Linked DNA regions of Homo sapiens: region 2 is linked to region 1. A link is a contact called in ENCODE Hi-C or POLR2A ChIA-PET data. All regions are on one chromosome and are shown on one strand. The core of a region is the stretch at or near the end of the contact, and the rest is flanking DNA. Distances in the headings are between cores, read along the strand shown. Region 1 holds the start of ZNF695 (zinc finger protein 695). Region 2 holds the start of SCCPDH (saccharopine dehydrogenase (putative)).

Region 1 (4,229 bases), core at 1,357-3,856:
TCATAAAAACCCAAAATAGGAAACAACCCGAATGTCCATCAACAGAAAAATGGTTCAGCAAATTGTAGAGCGGATATTCATACAACAGGATGCTACCCAGCAGTACGAAGACACAAGCCACTGAAGCACACACCCTGACTGCATCTCACAAGCTGGGTATATGAGACAAAGTGGAATAAAATGCATATTGTATGGCTTCAGGCAAAAATGAACCTAGAGTGAAAATAAATCAACACAGCCTCTGAAAGTAGAAAAAAACTGCCTGGGAAGAAATACGAGGAAGTTTTCTGAGAATGATGAAAATATTCCATTCTTAAAAGGGGTGAAGCTTATATGGGTATATTTTATTTTTTAAAAACTGTACATTTAAGATTTGTGCCTTTCAATGTGTGTACATCTGACCTCATGCAAAAAAAAAAGGAACTAAAAAAATACAGCAGTGGGTGCAGAATGGGTTGAAGCATAGATGAAAGAAAAATGGCACAAGATGAGTAGTTCTTGAATCAGGGTGACGGGTCTATTATACTATTTCGTTTATTTTGTATATGGCTAAAATTTTCTGTAATAAAACGCTTGTATGAAAAGGCAAAAGTGATGTACAATGTTAGCTCTTAAGATCTTTAAATGAACCAGTTGTGGTGGTTGTGTGCCTGTAGTCCCAACTACTCAGTTGGCTGAGGTAGGAGGATCGCTAGAGCATCTTCAGCCTGGGTGAAAGGGTTAGACTCTGTCTCAAAAAAAGAAAAAAAAAATCGGCAGGGCACAGTGGCTCACGCCTGTAATCCCAGCACTTTGGGAGGCCAAGGCGGGTGCATCACCTGAGGTCAGGAGTTCGAGACCAGGCTGGCCTATATGGTAAAACCCTGTCTCTACTAAAAATACAAAAATTAGCCGGGTGTGGTGGCAGGCGCCTGTAATCCCAGCTACTCGGGAGGCTGAGGCAGCAGAATCGCTCGATTCCGGGAGGTGGAGGTTGCAGTGAGTCAAGATCGCGCCATTGCACTCCAGCCTGGGGGACAAGAGCGAGACTTCGTCTTAAAATAATAATAATAATAATAATAATAATAATAATAATAATAATCTTACTTACCACTGGGGAGGTAGATAAGGGAGGCAGATAGTAATTGTTGGGATATGAGTGATGCTGGTTCTATTTCTTGGTTATACAACTGTATTTGCTTTGTAATAACTCACAGAGCTTTACATGAATGCTTTGTATTTTTTTGTATGTGTGTTGTGTATCAAAAAAATTATTATATATTTTTACATAAATCCTAACTTAGAATCTCAGAATAACAGTAGTGTTTTATTTTGTTTGAAGTGAGACACACTCACCCATGATACCATCAAATGACTTTAAATATTCTGAGCTATTCATTCATGTTGTAACCTTGGGTGCTCCCCTAGGTCTTTTCAGTTTTACTCCAATTTGGAAAGTGGAATGGTTTCAATCTGGGGGGATGCAACTTTTTCCCAGCAAAGTCCTCTCCCCACAATGATGTTCACCAAGGCCAGGGCAGCTAGTACAGTGCCCTGTGCATAGCAGGGCAGTTGTAGAACTGGGCTGAATCAGAAACAAAATTAGTAGCAACCACTGGTTCAAGGTAAGAGATGCATTAACTGTGCATGAATTCCATATGTGTTGTGAGGGTTTGCCCCATGGCCAGTCCAGGGTTTAGGTCTTAGAAAATAGCTTTGCCCTGTTAAGAACCAAAGAATGACTTCAAGACATACTCAGCTGTTTGGCTAAATTTCTGCAGGAGGAAATGTCTTCACAGCCGATTTTTTTGTTTTGTTTTGTTTTTGTTTTTGAGATGGAGTTTTCCTCTTATTACCCAAGCTGGAGTGCAAAGGCATGATCTCGGCTCACTGTAACCTCCGCTTCCCAGGCTCACGCGAGTCTCCTGCCTCAGTCTCCTGAGTAGCTGGGATTACAGGCGACCACCACCACTCCTGGCTAATTTTTAAAAATACTTTTAGCAGAGACGGGGTTTCGCCATACTGGCCAGGCTGGTCTCAAACTCCTGGCCTCATGTGATCCTCCCTCCTCAGCCTCCCCAAGTGCTGGGATCACAGGCGTAAGCCACCACGACCCGCCAGATCCTAGAAAATTTTAAATGACACGCGTGGCTCACCTTTTATTTATATTGCATATTGCTGCCTGAGAGGATTGCCTCACTTTCCACAGCTCAGGCTGCCTGGTCAAAAGACCAGAGGCCCGGAAGGTTATGAAATCGGAAACTTTAAAATAATTATCATTCATTGTTTCTATTTGTGAAATATATATGTGTGTGTGTGTGTGTGTGTGTGTGTGTGTGTAAAACTTATGAATGGATATAATCTTATATACAAGGTTAAATGCCATTATCCCCCAGGCAGGTGGGTCCAGGTCGAAGTGCCGTGAGGAATGTCGCTTCAAAAGGGCTGCACCCAAAAACCTGTCACTCTTGTTTCATTCGGCCCAGTGTCTGATCGCACCTCCTGTCACTCAAGACCTGAGGGGGTGGGGCCTGGAGCCCCATCCAGTCAGCGGCGCTAGCGTGAGAACTGTCCAATCAGGCGTGCAGCCAGAGAGGAAGGGGCGGCCTTGGGGATCTGGCGGGGCCTTTGTCTCCTTGCGGCCGGCGGGGTGCTGGGTTCCCGTCTGCTGCCTCTCGGAGAGTCCCGGGTGACTGCCGCAGGCTCCATCGCCCTGTGGCCTGCAGGTATTGCGAGATTTATAGGGAGGACGCTGGGACCCCCAAAAGCTGGGAAATGGTGAGTGTGCGGAGCAGGGTGTCCCGAGAAGGGAGAGGGGGTGGTTGGAATCGGTTGGAATTGGCTGGAACCAGCGCTGGCGGCCCCGGGCCTCCCGGCGGTCGGCTCCGGAGTGTGCGGCCGAGTCCCGCTGGCGCAGCTCGGCCCTCAGTCCCGTCCCGCGCAGGTGGGGGCCGGGCCGGCAGCGGGATCCCGGCCGCTGGGTGACTGTCCGGTCTCTGCCTGGTGACTTCGGCACGGCCCAGAGCCCTCCCGGGGCAGCCCCGCGCCCGCAGCGCCGCGTCTTCCCTGGATTGTGCTGTGATGACGGAGGGGTTGTCGGGAGAGTCCCGACTCCCGTGAAAGGTTCCTGGGTGGGAGGAGCTGTGGTCTGTGGGTTCCTTTCTCCTCTTTTTTTTTTTTTTTTTTTTTGAGACGGAGTCTCGCCCTGTCGCCAGGCTGGAGTTCGGTGGCTCGATCTCGGCTCACCGCAACCTCTGCCTCCCAGGTTCAAGCGATTCTCCTGCCTCAGCCTCCCGAGTAGCTGGAATTACAGGCGCCCACCACCACGCCCAGCTAATTTTTGTATTTTTATTAGAAACGGAGATTTCACCATGTTGGTGTCGATCTCTTGACCTCGTGATCCGCCCGCCTCGGCCTCCCAAAGTGCTGGGATTACAGGCGTGAGCCACCGCGCCCGGTCTCCTTTCTCCTCTTAAAAAAATAAACTGAAGCACCTTTGAAATGTTAAGGAGTTTATTCCAGCAAACAGTGATTTATGAATCTGGAAGCCCCTAGCCCTGGTTTGGGGCTAAACTTGAAGGGAAGGTCTTCATAAGGTGCACGAGGAAGCAACCACGTTTAATAATTGATCGGTTGCCATTATGCAGTCACCTTATTTGGACTGTCCAGGATGAAATTTCCTGATTATGTAATAAGAGATTTATTAGCATTTAGTGGTTGGTTAAGCCTACGTTTTGTTTTTCTCCAAGTTTGCAATTTACAAGAAATTCATCTAAGTTAGCTAGGATTCCTTAGATAGAATCCCAGGACATCAAAGCCACTCAGTCTAATTGTCTGCCATTTAAGTATTCTAACACTCCACAGGGGAACTGGTTTTCCCAGCATTTTTCAAATGTATGGCAAGCAGGACCTCAAATCCAGGACTCTGTTCCCCCAGCCTAACTGTTTTAGGGCCTGAAGGAAATCTTGTTTCCAGTTTCTTTTCTACATTCCCAAATGCTAACTTTGTCTCTCCAAACACAACATTATCAACTATTTGTTCTTTTTATTTATTTATTTTTTTTGAGACGAAGTCTCACTCTGTTGCCCAATGGCAGGTAAGCTGAAGTGCAGTGGCACAATCTGGGCTCACTGCAACCTCCACCTCCCAGGTTCAAGCGATTCTCCTGCGTCAGCCTCCTGGTAGCTGGGAATACAGGCAGGCGCCACCATGCCCGGCTAATTTTTGTATTTTTAGTAGAGATGGGGTT
Region 2 (4,019 bases), core at 556-3,055, 280 kb after region 1:
GATCCAATTGTAGGTGATGGAGAGTTTCGGACTGACTGTTAACATCAAAACCATCAGGGCTGGGTGCAGTGGCTCACGCCTGTAATCCCAGCACTTTGGAAAGCCGAGAAGGGTGGATCACGAGGTCAGCAGATCGAGACCATCCTCACTAACACGGTGAAACCCCGTCTCTACTAAAAAAATTAGCAGGGCGTGGTGGCGGGCGCCTCTAGTCCCAGCTACTCAGGAGGCTGAGGCAGGAGAATGGCAAACAAACAAACAAAAAACAAAAAATTAGAACTCTGAGGTGAAAAGCACACGCTATATAAACACACACAGGCTCATAAGAAAATAATTGGAATTAACTGGCTCAACTAAGTGATGCAGGTTTCAATAGGTGAAGGTATATCCCCCCACAATGAAACTTGATTTGGGCATTATATATGATAAGTGACTAGGCTGTACCGGTACGATCTTGCTGAGCCGAAAAAAGAAATGGAAGCATATATTTTCATAGTAAAATTACTTCTGTTGGAAAAATAACGACCAAAAAGCTCTTTGGTCAGAATTACGTGTTGGTAGTGTCAGCACCAAAAGCTGTAGGAGAGTCCAGCCTACGTGGTGTCTTCTGTACATAACCACGAACAAAAGCACTCCGAGCAGGGCATTGTATGAAAGTAGATTAAACAGAAAGAATGTAGTATTTCCAGAACTCTAATGGGTGTCTGTATAAGGGAAATCTACGGGAGTTAATAGCCAAATTTAAAGGCTACGGAGTCGTAAGTCAGATGTCTCCCCAGCCATGAAGGCAGCAGGATCCGTGTGTCTGTCTCCTCTCTGTCCCATCCTGCACCCCAGACTCGGGACAGGTCTTAGCATGGACAACGTCACTCAATAAATATATGCTCCTTCAATGCTTAGAGAATCAATAAATATATGCTACCTGAATGCTTAGATTATCAATAAATATATGCTACCTGAATGCTTAGATTATCAATAAATACATGCTACCTGAATGCTTAGAGAATACGTAAGCGTCTAAACCAGAAATACACACTTTTTATTCTCTGAAGAGGAAGACTGCTGGAGTATTCTTACACACAAAACAAGAAACTAAAACAGAATAGCCACAAAGACACTGTCAGTACAACTCGTAAGCTTGCTCTCCCGTCCTCAAAACACGAGGCAAAGGGAGACTCCGATCTCCAAGAGACCAAAGCCCTCCTCTCCTCTCCGACCAAACATCTAGAAACCCGCAGATTCAACAGGTGCCCCCGCTGCGGGGCAGGATGAAGCAGAGAGAGGGACAACTCAAGTTCTTGACCATTTCGCCAGGGGAGCTCCCCAAACTGAGGCAGAAATGCAAAAAGCGGGAAAGAGGAGAAGGAAAGAAAAAAAAATGTGTGTGTATATTATACACGCACGCGCACACACACATATAGTTAAGGAGGTGGGACAAAGCTATGGCAGTATTTGAAACATCTCTCCCTCTCCTCTTCTTGTCCTCACGCAGGGCTCGGGGACACGTAGGGCGCATCCCTGCGGGAGAAACGCTCGTTTGGGGCGATGCGGGGTCCCCGGCCCAGCCGCCCGCGCAGCCCCGTCCCGCCCCGCCGCTGTACCCAGCTTCAGGGCCGCCTTCTCCAGCACCCGCTGCAGCTTCTCCCGGGAGCGGCCCGCCACGGCCCAGGGCAGGCGGGAGCTCCGCTCCGGGTCCACCTGCTCCCGGGCCACCTCCTCGGTCACGAACTGGCCGGTGAAGCCAGACGCGCCGAACACCACCAGGTGGAAAGGCCTCTGCTCGGTCGCCATGACGAGTCCACAGCGAGCCCAGGCCCCGGGGCGGGTGGAGTCCACGGCGCCTGCGCCTCAGGCAGCGACCCCAGTACCCGGCGCAGCAACGGCCGCCGTCGCCGCAGCCAGCGCGCCGGGCTCCCTTCACCCCGCGCGCGCCGCCGCGCCAGGGCCGCGCCCACGCCCACGCCGCCTCGCGCGGGAGCCGCGGGTGAGCGGCTTGCTTGGGAGGCTTCCGACGGGAGGTTTCCTAGGGCGGTGGCCCTGGGGGCGAGTCCGCTTCCAAGCCTGGCAGGCGCGGACGGCGGCCCCTAATTCCGTGCGGCGGTTTGTTCTGCAGGGCTCTGGCCGCCCCGGGCAGCGCATCTTCTAGCCCTGCTGGAAGCTGGAGGCGGCAGCCGGTTGTCCTTGTTGCACGTGGGGGTGGAGCAAAGAGTGCGAGAAAATCTGCGGATGGCCTCGGGGATGGCCCACCCCGAGAACCCTTGAGCTTGCTTGCTTTCTTCCTTTCTTTCTTCCCTTTTTTCCCTTTCTTTTCTCTTTTCTGTTTTTGAGATGGAGTCTCACTCTGTCGCCCAGGCTGCAGCGCAGTGGCGCGATCTCGATTTACTGCAACCTTCGCCTCCTGGGTTCAAGCGATTCTGCCTCAGCCTCCCGAGTAGCTGGGATTACAGGGGAGCGCCCCCACGCCCTGCTAATTTTTGTGTTTTTAGTAGAGATGGGTTTTCACCTTGTTGGCCAGGCTGGTCTCGAACTCCTGACCTCAGGTGATCCACCCACCTCGGCCTCCCAAAGGGTCGGGATTACACGCATGAGCCACTGCACCCAGCCCATTCCTGATTTTTAAAAACTCTCATTAAAATAGGAATAAATGAATGCTTTTAAAAATTTTGAAATATATGTCTTGCAAAAAAGGTACAGCCAATAACAAATATGTACCCTCAACACAGCTTAAGAAAAATATTCCAGATAGCGAGGCTTCCAGGTATTCATTCCTGAACACATTTCCTTTTGCGTCCCCAAGACGGCCACTTGCCTGAATTTAGTGTTTATTATTCCTATTCCTATCTTTCTGCTTGTTATATATGTATGTATTTATAAATATTATAGTACCGTTTTGCATATTTTGAATATTTTGTAAATGTCAATCCTGCAGCTTTCTTATTTGGTCATGATGTCGTGAACTTATTCCCAAATGATTCAGAATAAAAAAAAATGTCTGTGATACGTGTGTGGAGAGAGGGAGAGAGAGAGAAATACACCAAATTCTACAATGCTTTTGTACAATGTTGTATAGTGCTTTTGTGCAATATAATACAAAGAATGCTACAATAAAATTCTTGTACCTTTCTCCTAAAGCACCTGTGCGAAAGTGTATTGAATATGTGTCAGGAATGAAAATGGTTGGTGCTAGAATATCCATATTTGAGTTATCTCACTGCTCTTTAAAGCACATGCACTAATTTTCGCTCTCAGCGGGATACAAGAATCCTCTTGCTTTACGTGCTTGTCAGCACTTGGTATTCTCAGACTTCATGCTTGTCCATCTGGTGGGTGTAAAGTAGTAAGCATTCAAGTATTTATTAAACACTTAACTATATACTGGGCACTAGGAATAAAGTACTGGGGATATGGCAACAAATAAAGCCCCTGCCCTCAAGAAGTTTACATTCTAGTGGAGTAAACAGTCACTAAAAAATAATCTTACAGAGCCAGGTACAGTGGCATGCACTTTTAGTCCCAGCTACTTGGGAGGCTGAGGCAGGAGGATTGCTTGAACCTAGGAGTTGGAGGTTATAGTGAGCTACACTCCAGCCTGGGTGACAAAGTGAGATATTGTCTCTAAAAAGAAAATAAAAACAAAAGAAAACAAAAAACCCTAAAAAAACAGAATATATATATATATATATATATATATATATATATATATATATATATTTTGTTTTTTGGGAAGCATGCTTGCTATGGTTTGGATGTTTGGCCCCCCCAAATCACATGTTGAAATGTAATCCCCAGCATTGGAGGTGGGGCCTGGTGGGAGATGTTTGGGTCATGGGGGTGGATCCCTCATGAATGGCTTGGTGCCATCCCCAGGATAATGAGTATGTTCTCTCTGCATAAGTTCATACAAGAGCTGGTAGTTGAAAGAGCACTCATCCTTCTCTCTCTTGGTCTCTCTCTCACCATGTGATACATTGGCTCCATTTCACCTTCTGCCACGATTGGAAGCTTCCTGAGGCCTCACC

The links. A loop is a pair of places that touch in the nucleus more often than their neighbours do. ChIA-PET counts read pairs that join two places held with the same protein, here RNA polymerase II (POLR2A). Pooled maps may share reads with other maps.
Region 2: a loop to region 1 is called in a pooled map, with 10 times the contacts of the local background. The contact joins the promoter of SCCPDH here to the promoter of ZNF695 in region 1. A Hi-C loop is called at or near these places in 4 of 50 pooled maps. POLR2A ChIA-PET finds 5 or more read pairs at or near these places in 2 of 52 experiments (PC-3 and activated CD4-positive, alpha-beta T cell).

The regions. Positions count from the first base shown.
Region 1 is chr1:247,006,434-247,010,662 of GRCh38, reverse strand. It overlaps ZNF695 (zinc finger protein 695), which reads left to right and starts at 2,606. Exons shown (of 4, transcript NM_020394.5): 1 at 2,606-2,757. The coding sequence starts at 2,755. All of the region lies in intron 1 of ZNF670-ZNF695 (ZNF670-ZNF695 readthrough (NMD candidate)), which reads left to right. RefSeq lists silencers at 2,354-2,413, 2,914-3,013.
Region 2 is chr1:246,722,195-246,726,213 of GRCh38, reverse strand. It overlaps SCCPDH (saccharopine dehydrogenase (putative)), which reads right to left and starts at 1,805. Exons shown (of 12, transcript NM_016002.3): 1 at 1,602-1,805. The coding sequence starts at 1,791. RefSeq lists silencers at 1,452-1,661, 1,762-1,831, 1,872-2,001 and an enhancer at 2,212-2,371.